Linked DNA regions of Mus musculus: all the other regions are linked to region 5. The links are chromatin loops, found by intact Hi-C in ENCODE. Cell type or tissue: left cerebral cortex. All regions are shown on one strand. Each heading gives the region's core, and the rest is flanking DNA. Links, peaks and the distances in the headings are about the cores only. Region 1 holds the start of 1700030L20Rik (RIKEN cDNA 1700030L20 gene). Region 2 has its middle 44 kb from the start of Bank1. Region 3 has its middle 140 kb from the start of Gm31243. Region 4 has its middle 54 kb from the start of Bank1. Region 5 overlaps Bank1 (B cell scaffold protein with ankyrin repeats 1).

Evidence for each region. Peaks named below come from ENCODE experiments on the same cell type or tissue, not always from the same donor. Only the 100,000 strongest peaks of a DNase experiment are listed, where the experiment ranks them.
Region 1: a loop joins it to region 5, with 2.0 times the contacts of the local background. A loop is called at or near these places in 2 of 42 quality-filtered maps.
Region 2: it touches region 5 in a loop (1.9-fold over the local background); 2 of 42 quality-filtered maps call a loop at or near these places.
Region 3: it touches region 5 in a loop (2.0-fold over the local background); 2 of 42 quality-filtered maps call a loop at or near these places.
Region 4: a loop joins it to region 5, with 2.1 times the contacts of the local background. A loop is called at or near these places in 2 of 42 quality-filtered maps.

Annotation. Positions count from the first base shown.
Region 1 is chr3:136,447,161-136,453,154 of GRCm38, reverse strand. It overlaps 1700030L20Rik (RIKEN cDNA 1700030L20 gene), which reads left to right and starts at 3,806. Exons shown (of 5, transcript NR_040592.1): 1 at 3,806-4,196; 2 at 4,565-4,675. In left cerebral cortex, for the core only: no CTCF peak of the experiment used is centred there; DNase peaks (open chromatin) are centred at 1,587, 2,008 and 2,463; H3K27ac peaks cover 2,640 bases.
Region 2 is chr3:136,367,260-136,373,253 of GRCm38, reverse strand. No RefSeq gene overlaps it. Among named protein-coding and RNA genes, the nearest start is that of Bank1, 44 kb to the right of the region's middle. In left cerebral cortex, for the core only: no CTCF peak of the experiment used is centred there; DNase peaks (open chromatin) are centred at 2,248, 3,169 and 3,526; H3K4me3 peaks cover 686 bases; H3K27ac peaks cover 1,233 bases.
Region 3 is chr3:136,036,491-136,042,484 of GRCm38, reverse strand. No RefSeq gene overlaps it. Among named protein-coding and RNA genes, the nearest start is that of Gm31243, 140 kb to the right of the region's middle. In left cerebral cortex, for the core only: no CTCF peak of the experiment used is centred there; DNase peaks (open chromatin) are centred at 1,745, 2,231 and 2,827; H3K27ac peaks cover 1,950 bases.
Region 4 is chr3:136,377,038-136,383,031 of GRCm38, reverse strand. No RefSeq gene overlaps it. Among named protein-coding and RNA genes, the nearest start is that of Bank1, 54 kb to the right of the region's middle. In left cerebral cortex, for the core only: no CTCF peak of the experiment used is centred there; DNase peaks (open chromatin) are centred at 2,461 and 3,052; H3K27ac peaks cover 2,422 bases.
Region 5 is chr3:136,163,032-136,169,025 of GRCm38, reverse strand. The region is part of intron 7 of Bank1 (B cell scaffold protein with ankyrin repeats 1); the gene reads left to right. Among named protein-coding and RNA genes, the nearest start is that of Bank1, 160 kb to the left of the region's middle. In left cerebral cortex, for the core only: a CTCF peak has its summit at 3,408; DNase peaks (open chromatin) are centred at 848, 2,154 and 3,339; H3K27ac peaks cover 1,326 bases.

The DNA of each region.
Region 1 (5,994 bases), core at 545-5,544, 280 kb before region 5:
ATCCAAATAGGAAAATGTTCCTTAGTAAAGCTTTGGTTTGGTTTGATATTAAGGCATCGTTTTAAAGCAATAAAGGATGCTTTCCAAGTCGTTTGAAAACAAACCTTAGATCTAGAAAATAGAGTCAGAAGTGTGCTGTAGCCCATTCCTACCAGTTCTCAAGAGCCAAATATGCACCTCTCTTTAGAACTTTGTATTTAATAACATCAAATTGAATATGGCGATGGTGGAAATATTTGCACCATGGGAACTGGCAAATATTGCAAGTCATGGCTTTCTTCCTGCTGAATTTCCCAGGGAAATGCTGCATGGTTGTAACCAGTCTCAGCTTCTTTTCTCCAAATGGCTAATCCCTGTGATGCTTATAGATAGTAAACATAATTTAGTAATAGGAGAAAATGGAGACTGCCTTTACAATTTTCTCACCTTGCAAATGAGGGAATGAGTACCTAGAGAGGCTAAATGGTTTTCTTAAGAGCACACAATTATCTGAAGGGCTTAGATAACAATCTCCCCACTTGAGCCTTACCATAACTACCTGGTGTGAAAGCAATTTTCTATTACTGGTAAGTCAGCACTGACATGGAACTCAGTGTGATCGTGAGATCCTGTTTTATACTGGTCCATTCTGAAGTTGATGGTATGCATCACTACACTGATTGGTGTGTAGGCTGCTTCATTTTAACAAATCTTTTGTCATTCTGTTTTCAACCTTGGTGTTATTATAAATCTCCCATATTTGTCTGAGTTCTTCAGAGCAATAGAACTTTTAGGATCCATATGTAATGTATAGAAAAGATGTATTGTACAAGGTTGGTGCATTTAATTGGGAGTATTCAGAAGTTCTCTCCCCTCTATGCTAGTCAGAGTCACAGGGAAGGCTGATGGTCTCATTCCAACACAAACTATAGTTCCAGGAATTAAGTAGGACACAGTCTAAACCCTGGTTGAAATCTGAACCTTAAGAACTGAGATCTCTGATAAACAAGAATGAAAGAGGTAGGTTCATGTCCCAGAACGGGGAGAGACTGCCTCTTCTTTAACATTTGTCATTTTGTAGGACCTTTGATAGATTCATTGATGCCTATTCACATGGTAAGGTAGATCTTTATTCAGTCTAATGTCTTCTGGAAATGTTACAGACATATTTAGAAATAGTGTTTCCTTCTTATTTGGGCATCCTCTCATCTAGACAAGTTGACCTAAGATTAACCACCATGTTGTTCAAAATTCTCTACAGAACATTTATATCTCCCGTCAGCAGCTGACTTTTGGCAAAAAAAGATATACAACTAAAGATGGGAGGCATCTGTTGTATATAAAGATAAAATGGCCTGTACGTCTCCGTAACCAGTCTGTGAAATAAACACTTGTAGATCTATCTTGAAGTGGCCAGCTTTCCCTTTGACTACTGAGACTTCCATTTTGTGTTGTATGAGTGAGATGTGTGGCTGTAGCTTTCCAACGTTCATTCAAAGGCTTCTGTCTGAACACAAAAATAAGTAAAACACACATTTCAGCTTGGCACAAAGTTTTCATCAGTTGGGCTGATGGGAAAGCAGGTGGTGACAGTGAAGCAAGACAAGGCTGTGATTGTGGCAGGCCTGACTCACTGTGAAATACCAGTGAGCAATGTCCAAAGGCAGGGAAGAACGGGGAGGGTGGAATTATATCACATTTCAACACAAAAGACTGCTTAGGAGTCTTTCCTATTCAAAAGAGGGAACATGATTTGTCTGGGTTCATAAACAAATTTACTCAACATTTTTTCGCCATGTCGATTCTTTTCTACACTGATGAACGTGTAAGTCAGGAGCTCAGCCAAAGCCACAACACTCAGGTCTGACAAACACCTTACTCTCTCACCAACAAGTCAGAAAGAACTGGAGGTCTTACGATTGCACTCGTGGTACTGAAAAATTTTCCACAAGCATACAGAAAGGCAGCTGGGGATTTCAGAAAGAAAATAGGTATGCTGAGTGAGACATGAGCCCAGACAAGAGTGTGTCACACTGCTGTGGACCAGAAAAGCTGTAAGACAGATGGTAGACACAGATACACTTGAAGGATTTGGGCCACATCTCTGAAAGTGAGGGTACTCAATTCTTCGAGATTCTCAAGTCCCTTCTTATATTTTTGGTTGTGAGCCTAGCCTTTATCGGCTGAGCCATCTCTTCAGCCCCTTAAGTCCCTTCTTGATGAATCAAATCTGTAGGAAAATATTTGCTTTCTATGACCTTTCCATGCCTAATTTAATTAGTTCAGAGATTCACTAGTATGCTCTGATTAGTATGAAGAAATTTCCTTATGGTAGGGCATTGACCAATGTTTGGAGCAAGAAATAGCTGACTTAAAACATAGTTTTGCAGCTTGCTAGATGTGAAATAGTGGGTGAGTTCTGTATCTTGGAAGTTGTGTGTGTCCTAGTTTTCTCCCGGATAAGATTAGAACTGGAACATCAGTTGCCTTTTAAGGTTGCTTTACAGGACCATGATAGCTGACGATGGAAAGTTCTTAGTATAGGACCTCATACCTAGTAGCAACCTGCATCTCAGTGTTTGCCACTGTGGCCTGTTGGAAGGAGGAACTGTCATACTGGGGACTGTCCTGCCTTTGCCAGAATCACTGCCAAGTTGTCAAGGCAGTTTTTCTTCTGGATTTCAAGAATCTCATTTCCATAGTGAAGAGACTAATTGGCTATAGCTCATATTATACATAGTAAGATACCTTATTATATAATCATTTATAATAATTACCTTATTATATAATTATGTATTATAATTATGTATAATAATAACTTACATATTTTGAGTACTGTATAAAAACAGGCATACCAACGTATTTAATCTTTACAAAAGTACTATCAAATAAGGCCAATCTAAGGCTCATTTGAAGATGAATGGATTAAGACAGAGCAGTTAGGTAGCTTGATGCATAGTTAATAGTAGCTGTTTGGATATAATGAGTATAAAGGTATATATTACTATTTAAAGAAACATTTTATTTATATGTAATGACCCTTTTACCCAATTTCCATTCCAGAAGGACCCATGGAGACCAATGTCCATGAAACTGACTCATGCTTTGGAGAGGAGATGTGGAACTTGCTCATAACTTTGCTCTTTTTTCTCTATGTACATTAAATTTTTTCACCATTATTTATAACACTTGATACTGGTAAATGATATGTAAATGGTGGTTATAATATATTATTTAGGGGCTAACTAAATGAATCTGTGCATGTTCAGTATGGTTGAAAAAGTTCCCCTAATACATTGTATTCAAAGATGGTGTTTCAGTTCACAGATATTGAGAGGCAATTGTACATACTTCGGGTTTGTTTGTTTGCTTGCTTACATTTCAAAACTGTCTATAGGATAAAGGCAGTTGAATAACAAAATAAAAATAAACTGTACCCAAATATTTAGATTAGACTAGGTGAATTCATGTGTCCTTCCTGAGTATAATGTACGATTTCAGCCTACCCAGGAAGCAGAGTGGCAGATCTCTTCACATACAAAGATACCCCCACCCCTACCATCTGTCTCTGGGAGACTCTGGGGATAAAGGTTTCTATGCTGTATCACTGCCATCTGTACCGCTGGGGTCAGAACAACTATTGTGGAATAATTAAGGCTCTTGTGACATCATTAGAATCTGATGCTAACCTTGCTCTGTGTGGGTTTCCAGTGCGACAGGATGTGACTAGAGTCGTTCCCCATGGTGCATTCATAGGAGTCAGAATTTGGAGCACAACTTCCTTCTCTGTGAATAGCAGCATGTTCTGTTGAGATTTAAGATTCCTAAGACATTTGGAAGAAGGGTTGTGATGTAGGGCAAGATCTGTAGCATAGAAGGAAAGAGAAACAGGACCACTTGAACTATGTCCTTTCTCTTATCTAAAATCTGGGGGAGCCAAAGACAGAGATTATATATTCATCAGCAATAGTCATTTAAAGGATGGAATGAGTGTGTGCCTGGCAAGACAGGCTTGCTTCAGATTCTAGAGAGTAGACAGTGGAGAGAAGTGTTTGATAAATGTTTTGGGGATAATAAGTAATAGCAGAACGAGCACAAAACCAGCTAACTGACTTGTGCTTTGACAAGTGATTCGCGTGTATTTGGTAGGAAAAGACTGAGCTCAAGTTCAACTCTCTTGTCCTTTTGCCTCTGAGGACAGCTGCTGTGCACAAGAGGTCGAGGGGGGGAGGGAGGGAGGGAGGGAGGGAGAGGGGGAAGGGGAGGGGGAGGAGGGAGGGGGAGGGGGAGAGGGGGAGGGAGAGGGAGAGGGAGGAGAGGGAGAGGGAGGAGAGGGAGAGGGAGAGGGAGAGGGAGAGGGAGAGGGAGAGGGAGAGGGAGAGGGAGGGGGAGGGGGAGGGGGAGGGGGAGGGGGAGGGGGAGGGGGAGAGAGAGAGAGAGAGAGAGAGAATGAATCAGCATTCTAATCTTGCCAGAACTTGGAAAGAATATATTTAATGCTATTTAGGTAAAAATTAAGGAGTCAATGGCCAACAAAGGTAATATATGTTCTTACTCTGTGACTGTGTCACTGGTTTCCTAACAGAGCCAGATCCCATGATGACAGTACTGGAGAGCATCAAGGCTGTGGCCCTTTCTGTGTGGAGTGAGCCCCACCCCATGTGCTCACGAACTTGCTTCTCAGCTGGTGGAGCAGGTCAGAGAGACTCTGGAGGACACAATTTTTAAAAAATTAATGTTTTTGGAAGAAAATTTACATATTTTATCTTAGTTTTTAATTTTACTGAAAATAGATTCCTTTTTCATATACTATATCTTGATTACAGTTTTCTCTCCATGTACTCCTACCAGTTCTGCCAAACCTCCCTTCCCATCTAAATTTACTCCCTTTCCCTCATTAGAAAAGAGTAAGTCCCCTACGTCCCGACTCCAGTCAGTTGCAGATTTCCATTGATTCTCGTAGCTATCTGGCCATTTCTCCTGTCCTTCCCCAAATCTGATCTGAGCTCTCTCCATTCCCAGGCCCATCCCCTCTCCCAAAGTCATCCCCTCTCTCCTTAAGTCTGCCTCTTATGATTATTTTGTTTCCTCTTCTTAGTGAGATTCAAGCATCCTCACTTGTGCCTTCCTTCTTGTTTAGCTTCTTTGGGTCCATGGATTATATCATGGGTATATTATAATTTATGGCTAATATCAACTTATAAATGAGTACATGTCCTTTTGGGTCTGGGTTACCTCATTCAGGATGATATTCTCAAGTTCCATCCATTTGCCTTCAAACTCATTATGTCTTTGTTTTTAATAGCTGAATAGTATTCCAGTGTATAGATGCATCACATTTTCTTTATCCATTCTTCAGTTGACAGACATCTAGGTTGTTTCCAGTTTCTGGCTATTATGAATAAAGCTGCTATGAACATAGTTGAACAAGAGTGTCTTTGTGGAATTGTGAAGCATATTTTGGATTGTATGCCCAGGAGTGGTATAGCTGGGTCTTGAGGTAGAACTATTCCAACCTTTCAGAGAAACTGCCAAGTTTGTACAAGTTTGTACTTCCACCAGCAATGAAAGAGTGTTCTGCTTGCTCCACATCTTTGCCAGCATGTGCTATTTCTTGAGTTTTTTATCTTAGTCATTCTGATGGGTGTAATAGTGAATCTCATAATTGTTTTGACTTGCATTTCCCTGAACATTTCTTTAAACCTTCTTGGCCATTTGAGATTCCTCTGTTGAGAATTCGCTGTTTAGCTCTGTGCCCCATTTTTGAAAGTAGGATTATTGGGTTGTTGGTGTCTAACTTCTTGAATTCTTTATAAATTTTGGATACTACCCTCTGTCAGATGTAGGGTTGGTGAAGATCCTTCCCCAATCTTTGGATTGACATTTTGTCCTATTGACAGTGTGCTTTGCCTTATAGAAGCTCTTCAGTTTCATGAGGTCTTGTTTGTAAATTGTTGATCTTAGAGCCTGAGCTGACATGTCCAGCATGTGACTGGGATAAGGGAGGTGGGGTGA
Region 2 (5,994 bases), core at 725-5,724, 200 kb before region 5:
GGATCCCTCTACAACCAGTAAGTTGTATTCTCAATAAGTTGTATGAATCAAGAAAGCAATTAATAAAAGACTGGTTAAAGGCACATTATAAACTCGTGATATCATTATGGATGCAGCAGACCCAACTTTGTTGCTGCCAAGTTGCTAGACACCATCAGTTTCTACCTCTATGTTCAAGGGTAAGGCTAACAACAGAACCTGAGTGTCAGGCATGGGCAGCATTATGGACCATCTTGAGCATCAGTTGTATAACATCAGGTGAGTTCATCCCTGGAACTGCTTGTACTGAAAGCAGAATGAGTTTGTTTGTAGGAGAATGTATAGATTCATTCTAGAGTATATATTAAATGATCTAAGTGACATCCCCTTTCATAGTCCATCCATTTTAATTCTGATTATAGTTCTTAGGACAGTTAATCATATGCAAAATTTTATTAATCTATTTACTTATAATTCTGTGTATTAAAATCCAAGTATCACGCATAGCAAGCATATGCTGTACAGTGAGCTATAACCCCGGTTCTCCATAAATTTTGATTTCGATGACAAACTCCACCCTATTGCAGCTTTGAGAGGCAGTCTAATCCAGAGAACTCTGTACCCATTCTCCTCTGTCACATGCAAAGAGAAGCCCACTCCCTGTAAAAATTAAAGTCTGCTGACGAGATAGGGATCAAAGATGTTTTGAGAAATCCAGAGACATAAAGTAGAGATTTTTCATCCACATTTTTCTAGCCATTAATGGAATAAGATTTATGGAGTGAGAGGGATATGAATATGTTTGTGTGCATGTGTATGCACACACACATATGTGTAAAAATGTGTATAGTTCATGTATGTGCAGGTACACACGTGTTGAGGCACACATTTACTCTTGCAAATGTGTGCATGTGAAAGCCAGAAGAACAACCTCTGATAATATTCCTCAGTTATTATTCACGTCTTTACGTGTGTGTATATGTGGGGGTGGGGACTGGGGGAGGTGTGTATGTGCACAAGTGCCTGTGACACAGGTTCAATCAGTGATCTGAAACTTGCTAGCTAATGAGCCCCAGATAGTTTTCTCTGTCCACCTCCCAAGTATAAGAATCAGAAACTTACAACCACACATATCGCTTTATAAAATGATGACTTTATTATTCTTTGAAATTTTAATACAATATAGTTTGATCATATTCATCCTAATCCCTCCAGTTATCCTGGATGCTCCTTCACATCTCTACCTATCCAACTTCATGTACTCTCTTTCTCTCAGCACACACACACACACACACACACACACACACATCCCACAGTCTGGTCCCTCAAGTCTAGTTTGCGTTGTCCTACTTGTGGGCATGGAGCGTGTCTTGGAGTGTGGTGTAAGCCAGGTGATACTCTATTGAACAAAACTGACTTGTGCTCTTCCAGCAGCAATAAAATATCAAAGTTCCTCACCTAGGGGTCTGACTTTATCCCCCTGTTTCCTCCTCCAGGCTGCCATTTTATATAGCTTGAGTTTGGGTAGATTGGTTTCGTTCATATTGTCACTGTTCCTGTGACTTCATATGTGTATCCACCATGTTGTATCTAGAAGACACTGTTTCCATGGAGCCATCCATCACCTCTGACTCTCATACACATTTCAACATAGATCCATGAGCCTTGAGGTGGAAGCGGGGTATGTTGTAGGCACCCATTTATAGCTGAGCACTCCTAAGTCTTGGTGTTCATTGCTGTTTACTGCAAGAAAATGCTTTTCTTATCAAAGCTGAATGATGGTTGATGCTTTATGGGTATAATGTATGATTAGGAACCTTTATATTGTTATATCCATGTAACAGAATAGTAGTAGTAGACTCCCCCTTAATGGCATTGACCTTTCTAGACACAGTCAAGTATGTGTTCCATTCCATAATTAAGACCTTAATCCAATATTTTCAAAAGTCGTTGACTACTTTTCTAACATGCGTGCCACTATTGCACTTACGGACACATATGGCCAGGCAGGTTATTGCTGCAGCTTGCAATCCATAGCCATGTGTGACTGGGGATCTCCTTTCTGGCAGCATCCATGACTCCTTCTGTCATTATGAACAATATGCAGAAGGGATGAGGCTTTCAGTTGACCACCAGGCAGATTTCTCCATGTTGTTGTTTGTTTTACTTCCATAGATGTCCTTTGTGTATATATTAAGGCTTCCACTTTTGTGTTTTTGGTAGGAGTCCTGTGTGTGTGAGTGGGAGTGTCACTGCATCTATATGCATGCCTTGTGCTTTTCCTGCAGTCTCTTTGTGGTTGGATGTTTGGTCGGATTCCTATTTTTTTAATCTTATTTTATTATGATTCCTTAAATGCTGATTTGTTTTCTGACACAGAAAGGATGTCAATGTGAATGGGGAGCAACTTGGGGGAGTAGCGGGGAGACTATAACCAGAATATACCAAAATAAAATCTATTTTCAATAAAATAAAACAAAATAAAATAAAATAAATTCTCCATAAAATTATCATTGTTTCCCTACTTCTGCCATCACAACATTTTGAGACAGATCAGGAAAAGTGGGAGGTATGAAAGAACCCCTACAGAATTAAATAAGCAGGAGTTTGAGCAGTGGAATTGTCTCAAGACATGTCTAAACTATGATAGATTCTGTCTAGTCTCCTAATAGTCCTTAAAAAACAAACAAGTGTAGCCTAGCGTTCCTCAAGATTAGCCTAAATTACGTAACTGATGTTACCGTCACTCAGTGTAAATCGTATTTTGCAGTTGTAATTTTATAAAGTGTTCTTTTGGATGTTTTGAAAAGGGGAGCAGGGCGGGGGAGTGTATAGGGAACTTTCGGGATAGCATTTGAAATATAAATAAAGAAAATATATAATAATAATAATAAAGAAAAGCAGGAAAAACTCACAATGTTCTAGGAATCTGAAAACACTTCGACTGTAGAAGAATGAATAGGAATACTTATAGCGTCTGCCTGATGGCTCCTCCTTTTAGACTGAATGGTCTGTCTCTGATCTTTTCCCGAGGCTTCATTAAACACCAAGTCATATGTAAAGCGATACTGATCCGAAGGACAGGTTTGGAACTTCACCAGGAAGTGACAGTGATGTCTCTTCAGTCTTATGCGGACAGCTCACACTTTATGCTCACTTTCCGCACTGTGAGTACGCCCCTGCACTCATCCATCCCCCACGTTACCAGCGTGGGATGTACTGAATGTCAGCTGAGGAGCATTGATTTGCTTTTATATTGTTGATTCAAAGGAGACCTAGACAGAGGAAAACATTTTTAAAGGAATAAAATACAAAGTGCTCTTAGAACCTAGTTGATTTTATTACAGCGTATTTCCGTTGTGCCTACTCTCTTTTAAGGATAAATGAGCTGTTTGGTAGGAGAAAAAAAAGAGCTGAAGCTTTACTGAGAGATTTTGTACTTACTGTGTGCTTCTGAGCAAGTTACTTCAGGACAAAGGTTTCATAATAAAATCCCTGGACTTTATTCACCGATGATGAAAATAATCACTCCGTGGGGGAAATTGGCCATCTGTGAGTGGCATCCGCTGGGATGCAGGGGTGTAAGTGGGTTGCCCACGAGCCTCCTGGGTGAGTTTCAGCCAAGCTGTCCTCCAATCAGAGGCTAATTAAGATGAGAAACTGCCACACAATATTGAAATATAGCCACGGGTGGAACAGAAATCATTCCTGGCCTCGTCGTCACTCTGAACTATGGCAAACCAGAGCAATGCCACTTCGACACAGCAATCCCTTGAAGCAGATGAAGAAACTTTGCTGGTTCCCGGTTTCTCTCACCCAGTACCCTTCCTCTCACCTTCGAGCTGCTGATGTCCCGGTGACTGTGGATAACTCCTGTGCCTCATATGGTGCTGCAATGTCTCCAGGACTGTGCATAACTCCCGTGTCTGGTGTCTCTGTCCCATTTACCCCACTTCTTCCATCTCCCCACCAGCTTCAGTGACATCAGATGCAAATATTTACACCCAACCAATGGACAGAAGCAGGTGACCACTGTTGTTGAATTAGGGAAGGCTGAAAGAAGCTGAAGAGAAGGGCCATCCTGTAGGAGGACCAGCAATTTCAATTAATCTGGACCCTCAAGATCTCTCAAACACTGTACCACCAAACAGACAGCATACACTAGCTGATATGAGACCCCTAACACACACACAGTAAAGGACTTCCAGGTCTGTGTTCATTCAGAGATGCTGCACCTAACCCTCAAGAGACTGAAGGTTCCAGGGAGTTTAGTGGTCAGGTGGGGTCAGAATGGGGCATCCATGTGGAGACGGGGTGGGGTGGGGTGGAGGTGTGGGATGTGGAGCAGATGGAGGGTGGATGTGGAGGGGCAGGGAATGAAATGTGGAGTATAAAAAATAAACAATAAAATAAAATGCAAAAAAGAGAACGAAAAGTAAAAAAAGAGAAGTCATGTTTTGTTTGTGTTGGGCAATACTGTGTTGTTTTTCTTGCTGAAATACAATCTTTGGTGTAATGCCTTTGAACTTCACATAAAGCTTCTGAGATAAACACATCTTATTATCTTTATAAATATGGGGAAACATTCTGAGTTATGAAATATCTGGGCCGGAGTATCTGGGTGGTAAATATTTGATCTATACAGATTTATTATTGCCACTTTTTCTTGTGAAGTATCGACAGCTTCCTCTTTTCCACATCACATCTCCATTTAAAAGCCCCTATCCAGAACTTCTTTTTCATTTTTTAAAATTTGAGAATAGTATAATTTCTCCATAAAAATAAAAGGAGAGAAGCATTGATAATCTCCCAGTATCTGGACTAAGTAACAAGAGACCAAACCTAATAATCTTAGAGATGACAGAGAAAACTTTTGGTGGCGTGTCCTGGGTATACAGCACAGAAAATCGTTGTAACTGGTTTGCTGGATCTTCATTTCCAAACTGTATTAAATACAAATCCACAACCTCTCATGCCACATAGATCTCAATAAAATGTTCTAAATATAAGTACAAAGTCCAAGCTGACTCTTTCTAATTCTCTCATCATTTCCAAGCAGAAGCCAGATTTCCTGTTTCTCCATGGTTAGATCACACTGTTCATACTATCATATAAATCAGGATTTATATCAGCATATTATATTTTGACTTGATTTTCCATCATGACCATGCTTTGAGCTTAGGCACAATACATTTTCATACATTCCTTTATTTTAATGTTCTCTTACAGATGAATAAAATATCTTGTGTAAACACCCTTAAACACATTTCTCTCTTGTGAGGACAGATTCCAAAGGGAAACTGCTTATTCAATGTCTTAGTGCTTTTCAGAAGTTAGTTTAGGATACATTTCAAAAGGTCATATCAATTAGCATGTGCTAACTGATTTCTTTTTATTTTCAATTTTTTATTAGATATTTTCTTCATTTACATTTCAAATGCTATCCAGAAAGTCCCCCCGCCCGCTCCCCTACCCACCACTCCCCCACTTCTTGGCCCTGGCGTTCCCCTGTAGCGAGGCATATAAAGTTTGCAAGACCAAGGGGCCTCTCTTCCCACTGATGGCCAACTAGGCCATCTCCTGCTACATATGCAGCTAGAGTCATGAGCTCTGGGAATACTGATTAGTTCATAATGTTGTTCCACCTATAGGGTTGCAGACTCCTTCAGCTCCTTGGGTACTTTCTCTAGCTCCTCCATTGGGGGCCCTGTATTCTATATAGCAGCCTTATTTATAATAGCCAGAAGCTGGAAAGAACCCAGATGTCCCTCAACAGAGGAATGGATACAGAAAATGTGGTACATTTACACAATGGAGTACTACTCAGCAATTAAAAACAATGAATTCATGAAATTCTTAGGCAAATGGATGCATCTGGAGGATATCATCCTGAGTGAGGTAACCCAATCACAAAATAACACACATGGTATGCACTCACTGATAAGCGGTTATTAACCCAGAAACTTAGAATATCCAAGATACAATTTGCAAAATGCATGAAACTCAAGAAGAAGG
Region 3 (5,994 bases), core at 494-5,493, 130 kb after region 5:
TGCCAGCCCAAACTACTATACCCAGCAAAACTCTCAATCACCATAGTCAGAGAAAACAAGATATTCTATGACAAAACCAAATTTACAGAATATCTTTTCACAAATCCAGCCCTTCAAAGGATAATAGATGGAAAACACCAACACAAGGAAGGAAACTACACCCTAGAAAAATCAAGAAAGTAATCTTTAAACAAACCCACTCAAACATAATTCCACCTCTAACAAGAAAATTAACAGGAAGTAACAATCACTTTTCCTTAATATCTTGTAATATGAAAATTAATATTACCAACATATCCTAATCGATTGAAAGTCAAAAATATGAAGAATTAGAAATTTGCCAGCTGTCATCCCATGGTCCCTCTAATTTGGTAATGGGAGAAATAAGTCCTATATTGTACAATCCATATGCACTTTCTGCTTGTTTGTACATGAAAGGGTCTTTCTGTGTGCAACAGGATGGTCTTGAAATCATGCTTCTCCTATCTCAGCCTCTCTATTAGTAGGATTGATTATTTGACGTTTGTACACTATACTATGGTTTTCAGAACAGCTTACGTATTTCAAAATTATTTATACAGCCAAGAGCAATGTAGACAATTAATTTGGGAGGTGCCTTGTAAGACAACAGCAAAGCATGAGACTGAAGGCCTTGCTTGATATTTATAATTATTGTATCAATTTTGAAGAAGAGGACTTTATAAGTTACTCGTATTCTGAGATGAGTGCTTTTCAAAATCATCATAGCCAATGAACCAGAATCTTACCCTCACCTAATGTCTGTGCCACCCTCCAAGCAGAACCATTGTTCATTTAAACAGTTGATGAATGACTTCATGGATATACCATCTTAATACACATACCATTTCTTCAATGAATGCAACCTGCTCCCTGAGGGCTGAGAATGATGACAATCACTCAAGTCAAATAGGTTTGACCATAGCAGGAAATCTGTATCCAAAAATCATGCCTACAATTCATTCCTTGGTGCAGCAGAACTGTCAACTCTTATCTACTATGGAGGTAAAATCCTTTGATGTGAGGAACATTCAAGTACAGCCTTATTACAATAAACTCCCATGTCCAAAAACTGTTCTTATTTTGTGTTTGTACCACATTAAGAGCCAATATTTTAAGCTCTACTAAAAACAAAACAAACAAACAAAAAGACTTTATCTATTTATTCTCATTAAAAAACTAATAGTGATATATTATTTTAAAATAAAAAGAAGGCTAGCAGGGAAGAGGCTTCTAGTTCATTCCAGCTTTTTCTCTATATCATGCAACCAAGACATATGGTTTCTTCAGCAGTAGGGTCTTATAATCTGACCAATAACCTGTAGTGATATGTAGAGCAAAGCCTTATGTCTGGCTTTGGGTTAAATGTTTCACCAAAGTCTTTGCTAAGTTTGGATCATTCAGTAGAGGCTAAGAAATTGTTATGAGGCTGTGCAAACTTTGAAGAAATGTTGTCTCTCCGGAAGGTCTGCACTTGGAGCTACAGGAGAGCTTGAAGCTGTATTAATCTCAGACCTAACCCACTCCTGGCAAACCTGGAGTTCTTACTTTTCGTTATGGCTAGCCATGGTCAAAAAGAACTGAAATTTGTGTGTGGTGTCTGCTCTCATGGGCAGCAAGGGCAAGACAACTTTGGTAGCTGGAACCTTCCCCAGCCCCAATTAACCTTGTATGATGTTTGAATCAAGTAGCTGGAGTGAGCTAGCTGGGTATTAGTCTAACCTGAAAGGCTATACCCCTCTGCTCCTTCGCAAAGTGATGGCTTAGCATCTTGGTGAGCTTCTCTCTGTACTACGGCACCTACAACCAACATCAGTCAATAATAACCCTTAAGAATTTATCCAACACCTATCATTGGAGCTTTTGCTTAGTAATCCATAGCTTCAAGAATTATTTTCCAATCCTGAAGGATATGTCACTTCCAAATCTGCTTGCTCATTTCGTTTTGGCTTTGTTTGGTTATAAGATTATATAAGGATGTTTTTCATTCTCCTGTCATTTTGGTTAACCCTTCCTCCTTCCCTCATCCCCCTTTTCCTACACACTTTCAGTTTTTAAACCTTCCCACCTGCTCTGAACCCCCCTTTCTGCTTATGTAATCACTACATTCACTATCCCCTCTGTTAAGACAAGCTCTCTTCAGGGGCTCCTTTCCAGTTCCTTCTCCTACAGAATTCCTAGTTACACATGCTCACTTATGGATTCAAGCTGGGAGCCACTTTGAGGGAGAACATTCGGTGTTTAATTTTTTGTGCCTGTGTTACCTCACTCAACTCCAGTACAAAATTTAAAGAAATTTAAATGACTTCGATGTTCATGATCATTTATTTTAACCCATGCATTTTCATCTTCTGGAAGCAGCCTTATCTCTCTACAGAAGAGAACAATCAACTCTTTTTAAGGAAATTCTAAGAAAAGAGTCTAGACAAATTAAGTGTACCCAGATTTGATTCTGAGATGAAGGATGGAAGGGCTGGCTCAAGTGAACAAGAGACTCGGTGCTCAGCTTATTTAGGTAGAGTTTATTCAAAGTAGTTATTTCAAAGTCAGTTTCTTTCATCATTTTTTTTCCTTAAAACTGTTCCTAGTGCACAATTTTTAATTCTTAGAAAGATGCCATGGTGATACTTGAGCTACTTTCCCAATGCCTTCTCAGAGTTTTTCAACTTTAACGCGAAAACATCCCGTCCCCATGCGTCCTAACTGCAGCAAGGAACAGAGCCCAAGAGTCAGTTCAGGGCAACTTATTTCAGCCTTGCACTCCAAGCTTTCTGATCTGCCATTTTTTTTTTTTTAGCACCAGATGAAACTTGTGGGTGTCTGCTGGCTGAGCACCCCCTCAGACATGTGGTCCGGGGTGTGCTTAGATGGAAAGCAGAGCCTGTGAGCCTTCAGACACTTCTTCCAGATGGGATGTGATTGGAACTGGTGCATTCTATCATAATCTTTGGGAGGACGACCATTCTTCCCACTCAGGACTGATAGTCAATCTCTTGCCCACCCAAGGTCCTTTGAAATAGGCTGGATACTGGGTACTTTTTAACTGCCCCTTATTGTAGAAATACAAAATGATTCACTACATTGTTAGCAGCATATGCTTGACATACTTTGAGACAAAGATTTAATAAACACATTAGGGAAAATCAATTATAAATAGCACATGTTTTGCACAACCCGAGCCGCGGGACAGTAACTACTCACAATTCTCAGACAAATTTCTTCAAATCACTTATGAAAAAGACTGCGTAAATGAGCAGAGTGGTTTGGGTATATATGCTAGTTACAGAGTTATAAATGGATGAAGCTTAAAGAAATATTTGCTAAAATCCTTAGGCTTCAATACAGAAACAAAAGCAAACACCTGTGAACCTGCCTGACAAAGAATGAAGCTGCCAGAATTCAAATAGTAGTTGCTCAGAATGTTGGTCTCCCAGTTCTAAACTTCATGTGTTGATCCAAAGAAAATGGCATTAACACGTAGAAGTCTGGAGTGGCTGTTTATCTAGACGGTCACGGCTATCACCAATGACACCAGAGAGACCCTTTGCCTATCAATACAAATGGAACACAGCAAGACAGCCCAGCAAGAAAACCAGAACCCCATTAGACTCTGAATGTACATTGATCTTAGACATTTTAGCCTCACAAAACAACGAGGAGTAAGGCTTTGTTGTTTCTGAACCCATCTGATTATGAAATACTATTATAGTAGTCTTAACTAGCACAGCTCTCATCATATAACATAAGAGAGACATAGGGAGGAACTACTTAGATTGCCCTTTCCATGGGGGTGGCCAGCTTTGGGAAAAGTAATGAATGAACTTTGGAATCCACAGCGCCACTTACACTGAAGTTCTGCCTACCTGTTGCTCCCAACCAAGACCTGAGCACTGTGTGAGAGCTGTAGCCAGGCTACCCTCTCCCAGTGTAGGATTTCTTCAAGGGGTAAGCTTTGTTCTGAGTAGCTGAGTGGTCTCAGAACCTCATTAAGACCTCTGGAGAGGAGGCACTGAAGTCTTCAACTCTTCCAGCCTCACCGTTCTTCCTTGCGCCTCTTTTCTTAGGTGCCAGACATGCAGTGCAATCTAGACCCCGCCCCTGCCAGCCTGTGTCTACCTCTGCTGTCCACAGATGTCCCATCCAGTAAGGCTCCTACCAGCCTGTGTCCACCTCTGCTGTCCACAAATGTCCTATCCAGTAAGTCCCCTGCATTTCTCACTCTGTCACCTCCAGGAAGCCCTAAACTGCTATCAACCTAACTTCAGTGTCATCCTAGCCCATCTTCCTTGTAGAAAACAAATAATAGCTAGACACTGTAAACTTGATATTGACTATGAACAGCAGAGTAATAACTACCATTTTTCTCTTTTACAACATAGCATACCTGATTTCCAATTTTTAATTTCCTGTTTGAACTGTTGTTCCTTCCCTGCAAACCATTTCAAATAGAGGATCACTTTTCTTGGCCTTCCTTCTGTAACCTTATCTATGGCTTTCTTTAGCCCAAAGTCACACTTGTCCTACTGACACTGACACAAAGTTACCGGGATAAAAAATGAACAGGTTTCTAACAGATGTAACCATTTTCTAAGGAAATTAATTCTCTTAGTTAATTCTAACCTTCCACATTTTGTGTGTTCTAGTGTTGAAAGGAAAGGTTTAAGTGTGCATTTTGAAATCAATTTCATCTTTATAGCCTTGGCTTCAGAAAGTAGTGCTGCTCAAATCGAAATCATGTTATCATAGCTATTAGCTTAAGTCTGCATTAAGACTTGCCCACAATTGTGAACTCACTCTGGAGCCTATGCAAAGCAAATCTTCCTTAGCCACATTTTGCCAGACATCAACAGACTCCAGGGTTTCCTAATTCACTCCCCGTCCTTGTGCTATATTCTTTGCTCAAAACCACCCTCTAGTATCACCTGCATGACTTCTTTTCTTTGTGAACAGTGAAAGAACAGAGCTACAGAGCTACAGTTTGGACAGATGTTGAGGGTGAGATTTCTTTAGAGAGCATCATGTAAGCAGAGATAATAAGCAAGTGCCTGTTCTATGGAGAGAACCTTCGAGAGCATAGAGGATGACAAAGCAGGAATCCCAAGGCCCCCACAGCAGCCCCCACAGCTCCACAACACAGGGGCAGGAAAGCAGAGAGAAATGTGACACTTGCTAGGAGTCTGCAGAGGTCACACGCTGAAATCAGCACCAAAGGAACCAGAAGATGAGACTCATTTCAACTTTTAAAATCAGCTTTTAACTCCCTAAGCTTAAATGAGAGTTTCAACAACAACAACAACAACAAAACAAACAAAAAAATGCTAATTCCCAATCTGCTCAGATATTCACCTCCTTTAACAGATCAACAAAACCAGATCAGTCCCTGAAATCCTCAGTAAAAATCATGCAGTGCTTCTTTTGAGTTTCTTTGTGAATCTGCAATTTAGATAGAAGGAGCCGGACCTGCCCTTTAAGAAAGGAGAGAGGACAAGGGCAGGTACTTGTAGGTGATGAGCAAAACCCTATTCTTCCTGAGGGTAACCCAGGAGAGGCACCAGTGACAGAGGGAGGGGCCTTAGGGTTACTGATGTGACAGAGGCGAAGGGGCCAGAGAAAGGAGGAAGAGCAATGAGTCTACGATGCAGGGAAGGGAGGTAGGAAAAGAAAAAATGAGACACAGGGTTGAGAAAGAAAAAGTACTGGGAAAGTTATTTATATCGCAGACACTGTAATGTAACTGTGAGGTTCTAAGGAAATTTAAATAAATAAACAAACAATAAAACCACAAGAAAGGACAAAGATCAAAATGAGTCAAATGCCCTCTTTAAATACAAACACCCTGGGAGATCTAACAATTAAAATAGTGGGGAAAGTATCTGTTGCATAGTAATTTTGAAAAGTAGAGGTAGCTAGATATTTCTTACCTTAGCAATAAATAAGAAGTAGATATGTATGCATGAACAGTAATTTTTATGCTCC
Region 4 (5,994 bases), core at 590-5,589, 210 kb before region 5:
GTTGTTTTTAACATTTTTTAAAAATGTCCTCTTCATAAGGATTATATGCTGATTGTACAAAGCACCGGGTCTCATTATGCCTTTTATAATATACTTCAATATACTTTTATAATATACTGGTCTGAAGATGTTTTAATCGTCCTTGCCTTCATTTTCTGATATGCCCCACCCCTGCATTCTAGTATTTCATCTTTATGTAACATACATTCAGAAGGATTTGGTTTTGGCACTGTACTGAGCACCAACAAGAAAAATTAAATAAAAAAAGATAATTTGGTCTGCATCCTTATAAAGCTGATGATGACATGGGAAGTGGAAACATGACAAGTTTTTACAGTGTGCTCTAGAGAGAGACACAAGGGAAACTGGAAGGTTGTGCTTTCTGACGTGAAAGGAGTAATGGACCACGAGTTAGAGGTATCCGGGCAAAGGTGGAAGGGAGAGCAGAATGAAGATGATACTAATGAGAGGGCCAAATGCTGGGAGAGCAAATGCGAGAGCAGAAGGAGATAAAGAAGCTCTTCCTAGGACCAGGGTTTGGACAATGAGTGCAGAAGCTGGGGCTTCCACACTGTGTTTTTGATAATCAGATTTGAGGCCGTCTCACCGTGAGAGAATGGCAACACTGGGATATGAATTGTCATGTGTAATATGCACTGTAGGTGGAAATGTGAGAAAAGGAAGCTCTGAAAGAAAAAAATATATTTTATCTACAGTTGATATAGAAATGTTCAGAATAACCATTCATGTATTGCTTCTGATTTTAACAGAATGTGTACCTTAAAAATCATAGAAATAGGAAAAAATATTTCATGATCCAATTTCTCATTTTATAGACAGAAACAAATCTGAGGCTCTATGTTTATCAGTGTCATTTTCCAGATTGACCTGTGGCAAATCAATCTCCAATGAAGTACAACCTCATCCTGCTTGTAATGACCAACACATCAATGCGTCCTGGTGAAGGCATGGAGGACAAGAACTTTTATAGACTCTTGGGGGAAATACAAATCAGCACAACCACATAGATTATTTAAAAAAAAAAAAGGCAAAACCAAACCCAAGAGAGATCTACCACATGGTCCAGGTATCCTGGTTATGGGTATATTTACAAAGAAAATGAAACCAGCATGCAGAGACAAGCAGATGAGACAAAACAAAACAAAAAGGAGGATACTCATACGGCATATATTATGGTAGCAGTCGTGGCGGATGAGAGTTGGAATTACCCTAGTAGCAATAAACTAATGGATGAAGACGTGCCCGTGTGCACTACGGCATGTTATTCAGACACGAAGGAGAAGCAAATCCTGTTATTCGCTAGCTGCAGAAAAATCAATGGAACAGAAGGACATTGTGTGAGGGAAAACAAGCAAATGCACACATATATACACATATACACATGTGTTCACACACACAAGCATGCCGTGCTCTGTTGCAGATATGGAAGCAAAACACAAACAGCCATTTTTAAAAAAAATAGTGATTGCCAGAAATTAGAAATGAAAGGGCAGGCAGGAGTAGAGAAATGCAGACTATCTGATTAGTTCCCAGAACATGCCTGGATAGACATGCCATTCTCAGTCCCATGAGTGTGCACATTTTATACAGTTTTTTAAACCTTATTTTGCTGATAGTGTCAATGCAATTATGATTACAATTATAAGCTTGACTTTGCCTTTATGTTTAAGAAGTGGGATATACTCACTCACCTGCCCTCATCATCTCTTCCTTTGATTCACCTGAAGTGTTCAGGACTTTTGCTATAGACATGATCACTATGGAAGTGATCTTCTCTGGTGGTATTCTCCTACTTGGATGTATGAATTTGAAAAGCTGAAGAATAGTATACTAAGTTGTCAATTTAGCTATAGCTTCTCTGAGGTCAGAATGGATAGTGCAGTACAGCGTAGAGAACACACACATAATCCAATTGCAAGATCAGTCGGTTGGGGGAGGGCGTTTGGATGAAGCATTACTGTTGGCTGATGTACTACAGTGTACTTCAAATAGGACTCACTCTAATTGAGAATAAGATTAACCATTTATTGAAATATTAAGCACAGCACTGTAGAAAGAGTAAACGGGAGTAAAGAGAAATCTCAAGAGAGACCATAAACGGATATTAGCCCAGCTGGCCGTGCAGTTTAATCCTTCCCCTTGCAGTCCCCAGATGCAAGTGGTTTTAAGGGAACTCCTAATCTTCTCTGCACCTGTTCTTGGAAGCCTGTGTGAGGTAGAGAGCTCACAGTGGAGCTGCCATCCGAACAGGCTCACGAACACAACTCTCCTGCTACAATTCATCCAACTAATTCGGAAGTTTGATCTTCATTTCCTCTATTTCTGGAGTTTGTTATCCTGAGACACGTGGTGTCAGGATAGAATGGTCTATGCCAGGAACTGCTGTGTTTCCTGTCAGTGTTTACTGGAAATCAAGAAAGAGAGCACCTGAATCCTGCTGGATTAGCTATAACTCATGTGGAGTCCCAGAGTTGAAGCTCCTGCAGCCAAGATGATAGATAACAACAATAAGACCAGAGCTCACGTAGAACATTCCATTAAATGACGGGTCTTTAACCTGAACTAATTTAATTTGCCAAAACGCAAGCATGTACGACATGGCTCCTTCTTTTTGCTTTGATATAGACACTTTTAACAGGACACTAAATTCCTTCAAATCAGCTTGTGTCTCTTCTAAGCTGATATTTCCTGTTCCAACTGCTAAGAGAAGATGGCCTAGAAAGAGAAAATGTGTAGAAAGAGAGAAGCTCTAAGAAGTGTATGTATAGAAACTGGGACAGAGCCACAAAGACTTATCTCAAGCCTTATCTCCTTTCTCGGAGCTGGAACTCTCACAGAGATGAGAATTCAAGAAGACAGAAACTAACGCTTGTTCTCACACAGCCTGACTCACATCTGTAACTCCTAGCCATGACGGTATACAGCCAGACGCCCCTTCATCACTCTGCTTTGAAGATTATTAGAATTCAGGCCAGGGTTAGCCATCTAAGAAGTAATGCTTATCAAATCACACTTCAACATTCTTGCATCATAAGCTAGGTCTGCTTCAAGTCTCTAGCACTGGCTAGCATCTGGTGTGGGGGCCCAGGGAGCAATCTTCCCCACCTACATAGTTCTGAAATTAGAATCACAGGTTCCCAGTATGTCGTGAGTTGGAAAGAACCCTAGATGATAGTTTGACTTATTAAACACTGGAGTCCTTTTCTCTCCACTCTTGCAAGTTGATCGCTGTTCCTCCCAGTGTATCTCTTGATGAGTGCATGGTTAGAGGAATAATGGAAGGAAGAGCCTATTTACTTGTGGCTAGGTAGAAGGCTCTGTGATCAACTGTGACACCATTTAAATTACAGCAGTGCCCTGAGTTACTGTTGTATTTATTGAGGATCTAAGTGTCTGTTTCAACTTGCAAAAGAGTAGAAGCATATGTACTCATGTAGGGAACAAAACAACACCCTTCTTTCTGGAGGCCCATAATGCTTTTTTATATAGAAAAATTTACACATGAATTTAAGATATGCCAAGATGACTTGACATGTTTAAGTGCATTATAAAGGTATAATTAAAGGATATTAAAGCAATATGTTCAAATGAGATGATTAAATTTGAGTGTGATTTGTGTGTGTGTATGTATGTGTGTGTGTGTAAACACACGCACCAAAAAATTGCTTTTCACTGTAGGAATTTGAGTTTTCATTGTGTTAATAGTCTTTAGATTCCTCAGCGATTATTAAACAATGTTGCAATTGGTTATTAAGCATGAGGCCTTAGTATATGTGTGTGTAAGTTTGTGTATGTTTGTATATGTATGTGTGTGTATGTGAATGTGTGTGCAAATCAATCAATTAGTTATTGAGTATGGGGCCCTATTCTAAAGTTTTTTAGCACTGTTATTACATTTAGTATTCATAATAGTCTGTCCTCGGATCATGACACTACCTACTCAGAGGTAAATTAACTTATCTAGGTTCTCCTAGTCGAATAAGGTGATTTTTAACCTAGATTTTGTGACTGGACTCTAAATTCTTAGCCCTTCCATGTATTTCTCCCACAGATGATACTTTGTGTTTCATTTGCTTTTCTATCATATAGAAACTGATCGTTATGAGTTCTAAGGCTCAAGTCAATTCCAGAGCACATCTTAAACACTAGGAAATACCAGTGTATTCAAGAATACTTACATAGGGTAACAGAGACTGTGTGATTCTTCTGTCATATTTTGTTAAGTAGTTGACCACTAATATTTTTTGAAAAAGCATTTAAAGGCTATTTACTGTAGTGGTAACCAAGAGAAGCAAATATTTTTCTTTATGTCTATTCTTTGTCCGATTATTAAGAACATTCATTTTAATAAGTGCAAAGGCAAGCAGTTGGAACTTCTCAAGATTTCTAGCAAGGCCTAGGCTATTGCTCAGTGGTAGATTGCAAAGTACGAATGAAGCCCTAGATTAAATTAACATCACAAACAAAAGAGAAAAGAAAAAGAAATGAAACTGAAATAAACTCATTTTGTCAAGCCAAAAGATAAACTCTTCCATTTATGTAATTTAAAGACAACAATTTTTAATTTACTTTCATTTAAAAAGATGGCAATCTATATTATAGTGATATTTTTGAGGTTTTTGAAACAAAATGTAATGTAAATTGCTTTTAAATAATCCATGAAGTAGATAGCAACTTCTGTTCGGCAAATGAAGAATAAATAAAAGATTTACTCTACTCTCTAAAGTAAAAGTAAATCTAGAATTGAGGCCTGAACTGATAAAAAGACCATATGATTCTCCTTCCATAGACTCATCAAAGACAGGTCAAATGGTGGGAGAAGCACTTCTCAGTGGCCAGAAGGAACCATTAGTGACTAGTGAGACCAGAGGAGGGAGAGGCAGGAAATTTACCCAACCAAGGCTTAGACTGGCTGAGCTTAGGGTCAGGGGCATCAGTGAACTATAAATGCATACTTGTGGTTTCCATGAAACTTAATGGTAAACACATTTTTGGGAGGGGGGGTTGTTGATGGTGGTTGGTTTAGTTTTTTTTTTCCACTAGAAATGTAAATTAACGTTTAGGAGATTTTAAGGGGAGGATTCAGCGTCTAAATGGTGCTAAAACCCATAAATTCAATTGCAAGACTATTGAGAAGTGTGGGAAGAAAAATAAAAATCCGAGTTCTGCAGGAGTATATATTAGATTTTATGTTTTCATATAGAACAACTGACAAATAATAATACACATAAAATGTAGGCAGCCACAGAGTGCTGTACTAGTTTGCCGTTCCTATACTATAAGTGTATTGCATGGTTCTATTATTCCAGTAACATAGCTAATGAAGGAAAAGACATGGGTATTTATCATCATATCCAATGAATAGAAGACCTTAACACCACTGACTCCATTACAGTTACATGTACAATACATGTATTATACATAGATATAAGACACACACATGTATATTATAGACAAATAAACAGAATCAAAATAAGACCTAGGTCTATTTACATAAACCATAAACAGGAAGTGTGACTTTTTAAAAGATCCCATGAAGACTAGACTGAAATGAGGCAAAGGAAAAAGGAGATCCTCTTAATGTATTTTTACTTTTCAATACTATTCATAAAATATTAAAATAGTAGAACGATAGCTTCAGTCTAGTCCGAGCTAAACTCCTTAGCCAGAATGACTCTTGGAAAGAAAAAGTGGGTCACCTCCTATTTCTCCCCTCCTCAATTCCTTTGGTGGCTTTTTTTTACTCCTTCAAAAGTAAACTTCAGAGCCCTCCATCTGGACTCTGTCCCACCTAACTGACTTCCCAGTGAGCTGCTGCCTTCCTTCCTGCCTCTACTCCTTATGCAATAAGCATGCTCTAGCCAAGTGGCTGGTGCACTGCCCCCTCTGAAGCGCCAGGTGTGGTTTTGCCTGAGGGCTTCCTCCCCAGCTGCTCTCTCTGGATGGCACTCCTCCTCCTCTGCACTCTGAATG
Region 5 (5,994 bases), core at 502-5,501:
CTGGTGAAGTTGTTATCCCATCATTTACTATGAGAGAATATCACTCATTTAGTATATGATTCTAGCAAGGGGTTCGTGAAAAGAGAATGCTGCTCTGTTGTATGATATGAATTTGAAACTAAGCCACCCTTTCAGAAGAAAATGCCCTGCATGCTGTTTCCCGCCTTGTTCAAAGTTGTAGCAGATCTTTGATGTAGTTTTGAGTTATACGATTGACCCCCCTCTCCTTTTAAGTGGCATTGTAAGACTCTCAAAAATTAATGGGGAGATCATTTCCGCATAGTTTGAGAATCAAGTCTTTGTGAGTATCCCAGTTCTGTCAATCATCTATATGCATTTCTTAGGGGAGAACTTCTAATAAACACAAGTTTTTTTTCATTCATAGCTGGTGTGATAGTGAAATGGAGATAATTGGTATAAAATGTTTAGTATGATGTTTGTATGGTGATTGCTTAATAACTGTCAAAATATTTCCAAATAATCTACATTTTAAAATTGAGCTTTTATGAAAAGACTCCTTCAGTATTTTTAAAACCACTACCTATTTATTTAAAATAAGATATTTTAAGATATAATTTACATATCTTATTTTAAGAATATTTAAAAGTGATGTTTCCATATAATACATGTAACAGTATTATCACTTGAATACATTCCTTGTCACTAAACCCAGAGTAAGGCTTACCCTGGAGGACTCTGTAGGCAGAAGATGGGATCAAATGACTTTCACTTTTCCTCAGCATTCTGTCCTGTATTTCCATGGAAACCGGGCACATAGTTTTGATTCGGGTCATCCTCTCCGCCCACAGAACCTTTCAGCTCTCCAGGCAATTGTAAAAGTATCTTCTTTTCTGGTTTGTTTTTATTCTTTGTAATTACAGCTGGAGCTCCAGCAGAGACTGAAGTAAATGATCCCCTGCTCCCTTGGAAGTCCTAGAGATCTTCGGGTTTAGGCAAGCTTGGTTATTCCCCCCAAACTAAAAGCACATCAAGTTGTTAACAGACCTTGAATGCAGCACTTGAAGATGCTCTGCAGTCCTGGAGAATAGCCTAGGTAATTCCAAGGGTTCTTCTTGATCCTCTCTGTGAAAGGATGTAAAGTCCTATCAGTACCCATCACTTGCTCTACCTCCATGCCTTGCTCTGCCATCAGTTCACAGAGGAAGCTCAATAGAAGATAAGTAAGATAGCACTCGTCAACATTTCAATCTGGGTGGGGAGATCTTACAAGACCCCACCCTAGATAAAGGGCTGTAGGAAAACAGTGGCAGCTTAGAGAGGAGGAAGTCAGTCTGTCTTCTCCAGAGAAAAGTCCCCAGAGAGGTGATTCAATCCATCTCAAGTGGTACACCCTACACAGACATATAGATGAGAGCAACACTAAGTGGATTCAGAAGGAAATTGTATAGAGAGTTGGAGAAAGCGAGGGAGAGATGTAACTATAATATTTAATAAGTATTCAATTAATTAAATTAAATTAAAAAAATAAAGGTCAAGAACTTGAGAGGGGGACATGGGAAGAGTTAGAAGGAGAGAAGATGGGATTTAATGATGTAAATTGTAGTCACATATGAAATCTTCAATACATTTTTTAAAAGAAAAAAAGAAAAATGCTCGCTTAGTTCCCAGGAAACCAACTGATCGCTTTTTGCACGTTGTCTGTTGTTGTCTTCCAAAGGCCCCTTGTCACATTTTTCTCTTAGTACGACAATACTGCTGGCAAGTCTGTTTTTCCTCATCAGCTATAATCTTCACTATACCAGAAAACAAATTAACCTATAATCTTCACTATATTAGAAAACAGATTAACCAATAGGAGAATGGATGTGCTTTTTTTTTTTTTTTTTTTTTTTTTTTTGGCTTAATTGTCCTCTTAGTAATCAACCCTCCAAAGTTGTGTCAGACAAGCCTTTTTAAGTTGGGTAACATAATGTCCCTGTCTCACTGGTTTATTCTCCCTGCTTCAGTTGGTCTTCAGTGTCTGGAAATTGCAGAGAGTAGAAGAATTACTACTTTGAGATTAGTACTTTTCCAGTAACCAGTTCTTGAGACAGATGTTATTTCTTAAGGTAAACCACGTTCTTGCGATTACTCATGGTCCACTCTGGGATGAAGCCACTGTCGGCAATGTGTAGTCCTTTCTCCGCAGAGTTCTGGTGTGGGAGTCTCCCATGACTCACCTCCTTCAGAGTAGCTGATCCATCATCAAGAAAACACTGTCTGAACTGGACCTGGAAACAAAATAGAAAACTATGTGAACTTTCTGAGGAGTTCAAGATTATGTGGAAACTTTGAAAACTTGCCATTTGGGCTATATGTGCATCTTGTGTTTTTCTTGGTTATTCAGTCTTCCTCTTGAAGCACAAGACTTGAAGCTACAACTCCTTTTTTCAGCGGTGCCTATCTTCACTATCTTCACAATTTTTGTTAGAGGTCAATATTTGTTTCTACTTGACCATTTATTTACTTATTATCTGGCAGGTACTAAATTCAAGTTAATCCTAGAAGCAAAATCTACCTTACAGATTTTAAGGGATACTAAAAGTTGCTAAGAAGTTTCTCAAGGTAAGCTAGTTGATTGAACTGCCAAACTTTAAAAGCAAGCATGATATAGAAATCTGTCCTTGCTTTACTAAGTTCGAATATCCCCTCCAAAAGAGGAATTGAAGTTTATTCATCACTATTTCAGAACTGGGAGGTGGGCCCTTTAAGAAGTGTCTGGGTGGTGCTGAGTCTGTTCTCACAGATCAGTGCCACCACTGCAGGTGTGTATTTTACAAAAAGCGTGAGTTCATTCTGACTCCCCGTGTCTGCCTAGCATAGATGGGCTGCTGCCCATTTGTTAGATTGCTGGTGCCCATGGAACTTTGCAGCACCCAGGACTGTGTGCCCAGTAATCATCCATTGTTTATAAATTATCCAGCCTGTGGCATTCTGTTAGGCTGTGTGAACTGGAATAAGACACTAAGTCATGTTGAGGAAACAGCTACTGCCTTTTCTTGTTGCTTTGCAGCAGGCTGCCCCAGTGATTTGCTTTCTTTCTTCTCTCTCTCTCTCTCTCTCTCTCTCTCTCTCTCTCTCTCTTAAAATAATTCTTGCTGTTTCGGGTAGTTGTATGCCAACCGGGCCCATCTGGTGCTATTTTTCTAGAATATTACAGGACTGCTTTCCTACTCAAAGATAACACTTTCACATGTCCTTAAAGCTTTTCTTGTCTTCATCCTTGCAGTGGTCACTCTACTGTAATCAGTTTGCCACAAGCTGGATTCCAATAAGAAATGGTGGAGGGGGGGATGGAGGATGATAGAAGGATCCGTAGCAGCTGTGTGGATAATGGATACTGACATCAGTCCTGTACACAGGCTCGGCTCAGCAGAGTCCTTCCCATAGCAGGAACTGCCTCGCTGCCAGCCATGGCTGCACTCCAGCACTCTGGTGGCAGACTGCATGGCAATGCAGGTATTTTGGGAAACACTACCATCTCAAATAGCTGAGAGCATACATAACCAAAAGCCCTTGAGAGGACAGTGTGAAAGCTTCTGGTATGTTGATAATTTCACTTTGATGTATAAAACTCACAGATTGTCTTGTGAAATCAACTTTCTGCCAGGAAGTCATAATTACGGAACCAAAGTCAAAGGCACAGTATAGCAGTGAAACCCTGTGTCCAGCTTGAGATGTTTCCTCTCAGCACTGAAGCCTCTTAAGATGCTTCCTAGAGAGTAGATTTCTGATGATACAGGCAAGAACAGTCGATATGTAGAACACTACTAAAATTTGAAAATGTTCAACCATAGCAAGAAAATGCCCACTATGCCAAAGCAAGTTAACAATATTTAGGTGGAACTATACACCTTCAAAGATTAATATCTCATCGGACATGTGTGCAGTATTCCCCCTCATTATCTGTAGGCATGAACAGAAAAGGCAGTCCCAGGAGTGAACTCATCAATGAGGTTCCACATCCAGAGGTTGGAAGTAATGCTTGTTTCTATACAATTGTACAATTTCTTTGATCGAGGCTGAAGGAGCAGAAGTCTTACCTATCAAGAGTAAAGTCTATTAGAAAAGTCACATGATGAAACTGCTTACCTCATTGTAAAGGTAACAAACCAATTCTGGCTTAGGTTACCAGAGATCTGAGGGTCAGGATTCTACCTCATCCTTGTGACACTCAGGTCATTTATCAGTTTATCAGAAAGATCACTACTTTCCCTGAATGAACACATCATTGAGAGTGAGAATTCCACTGCTGACAAATTGACATGAGAAGAGCATGGGGTCTTAGCCATGAGCCAGGTGCTTCCCCCAAGGCCAGGTGTTCCTGCACATAGATGAGGGTGCTCTCTCAAAGGGACCATGGCCTTCCCTCACATAGGCTGGAGGCCTCCTCACATAAGCACATTTGTTATGTCATGTTGTCAGGTGCCTTCTTTTACATGAACTGGGGCATTCCTATGCATTGGCCTTAGTACTTCTCACGGGAATGAGAGTGCTCCCTCACATTGGCCAGAGTGTTCCTTCACAGAGCTTGGATGCTCCCTCACATAGATATGAATGGGGTCCCTAGCTCATGCTATCCCACTCTCAAATGGGTGTAGAAACTCACTACATGGATCCAAGCATAGTCCCTCATAGGAGTTGAGTGTTCCCCATAGGGATGAGAGTATTGCCTCAGAGATCAGGATGCATCTTCAAAGAGGCCATGGTGCTCCCTCATCAGTTCCAAGACAAGTACTCCTCATAGGGGACTTGGTGCCCCTTTGATATGGGTGAAAAGCATAGTGGTCACAACAATTCTAGCCAGATCTAAGGCCTCTACTTCTCATTAAATGATTCTTTCATGAACTAAACTAGAAAGACATGTTTACCTAAACCCAGCAAATAATAGTATTCTAAATACAAATGGAATTCATTAAGTGGCCTCCGAGTACACAGCACCCACACAACTTGTAAGGAAGACACATAAGGAAGTTACAACTTCTCTGTCCTTATTTTTCACTCTAGGTTAAACAGGCTATTTATACAGCCATATACAAGGAAAAACAAAATGACTAGGTACCCAACGAAGCCCAGTGTAGTAAGAACAGGTAACATTTTGTCATTTGTCAAGATTGTTGTGTATCTCTGTGGGATTCTAGCACAGTCTTATGAAGAATAGTTATGCGCAAACAGTCATTGATCTGGTTTTCTCTCTGTTGCTTTGATAAAACACTAATCAAAAGCCGCTTGCTCACAGCCATCCATTGGACAAAGCACATGGTCCCCAATGAAGGAGCTAAAGAAAGTACCCAAGGAGCTGAAGGGGTCTGCAGCCCTATAGGAGGAACAACAATATGAACTAACCAGTACCCCCAGAGCTCCCTGGGACTAAACCACCAATCAAAGAAAACACATGGTGGGATTCATGGCTCTAGCTGCATATGTAGCAGAGGATGACCTCGTTGATCATCAATGGGAGGAGAGGCCCTTGGTCCTGTGAAGGTTCTATGCCCCAGTATAAAGGACTACCAGGGCCAGGAAGTGGGAGTGGGTAGGTTGGTGAGCAGGGGGAGGGAGAGGGGAGCGGGTGTTTTCAGAGGGGAAACTAGGAAAGGGAATAACATTCGAAATGTAAATAAAGAAATATCTAATTAATAAAAGCAGCTTGGGCAGGAAAGGATTTATTTGATCTTGCACACAGATCAGGTCACAGTTCTTAACTTGGGAAAGTCAGGCAAGAAGTCAAGGCAGGCGTGTGGAGGCAGGGAATAAGACAGAGAGCATGGAGAAGTTCTGCTGGCTGTCTAGCTTCTGAAGCTACATTTCTCATGGAGCATTGTTCTCACCTTCCAAGAATGGGAGTGCCCATAGTGGGTTCGGCTGTCCCATATCAATTATCAATCAAGGATATGCTCCATAGTTGTGCCCATTGGCCTGCATAGTGTCAATTCTACCTTTGAGGTTCCTTCTTCAAGGCGTGTCAAGTTGGCAGTCATTTAGTGGACAGTAGAG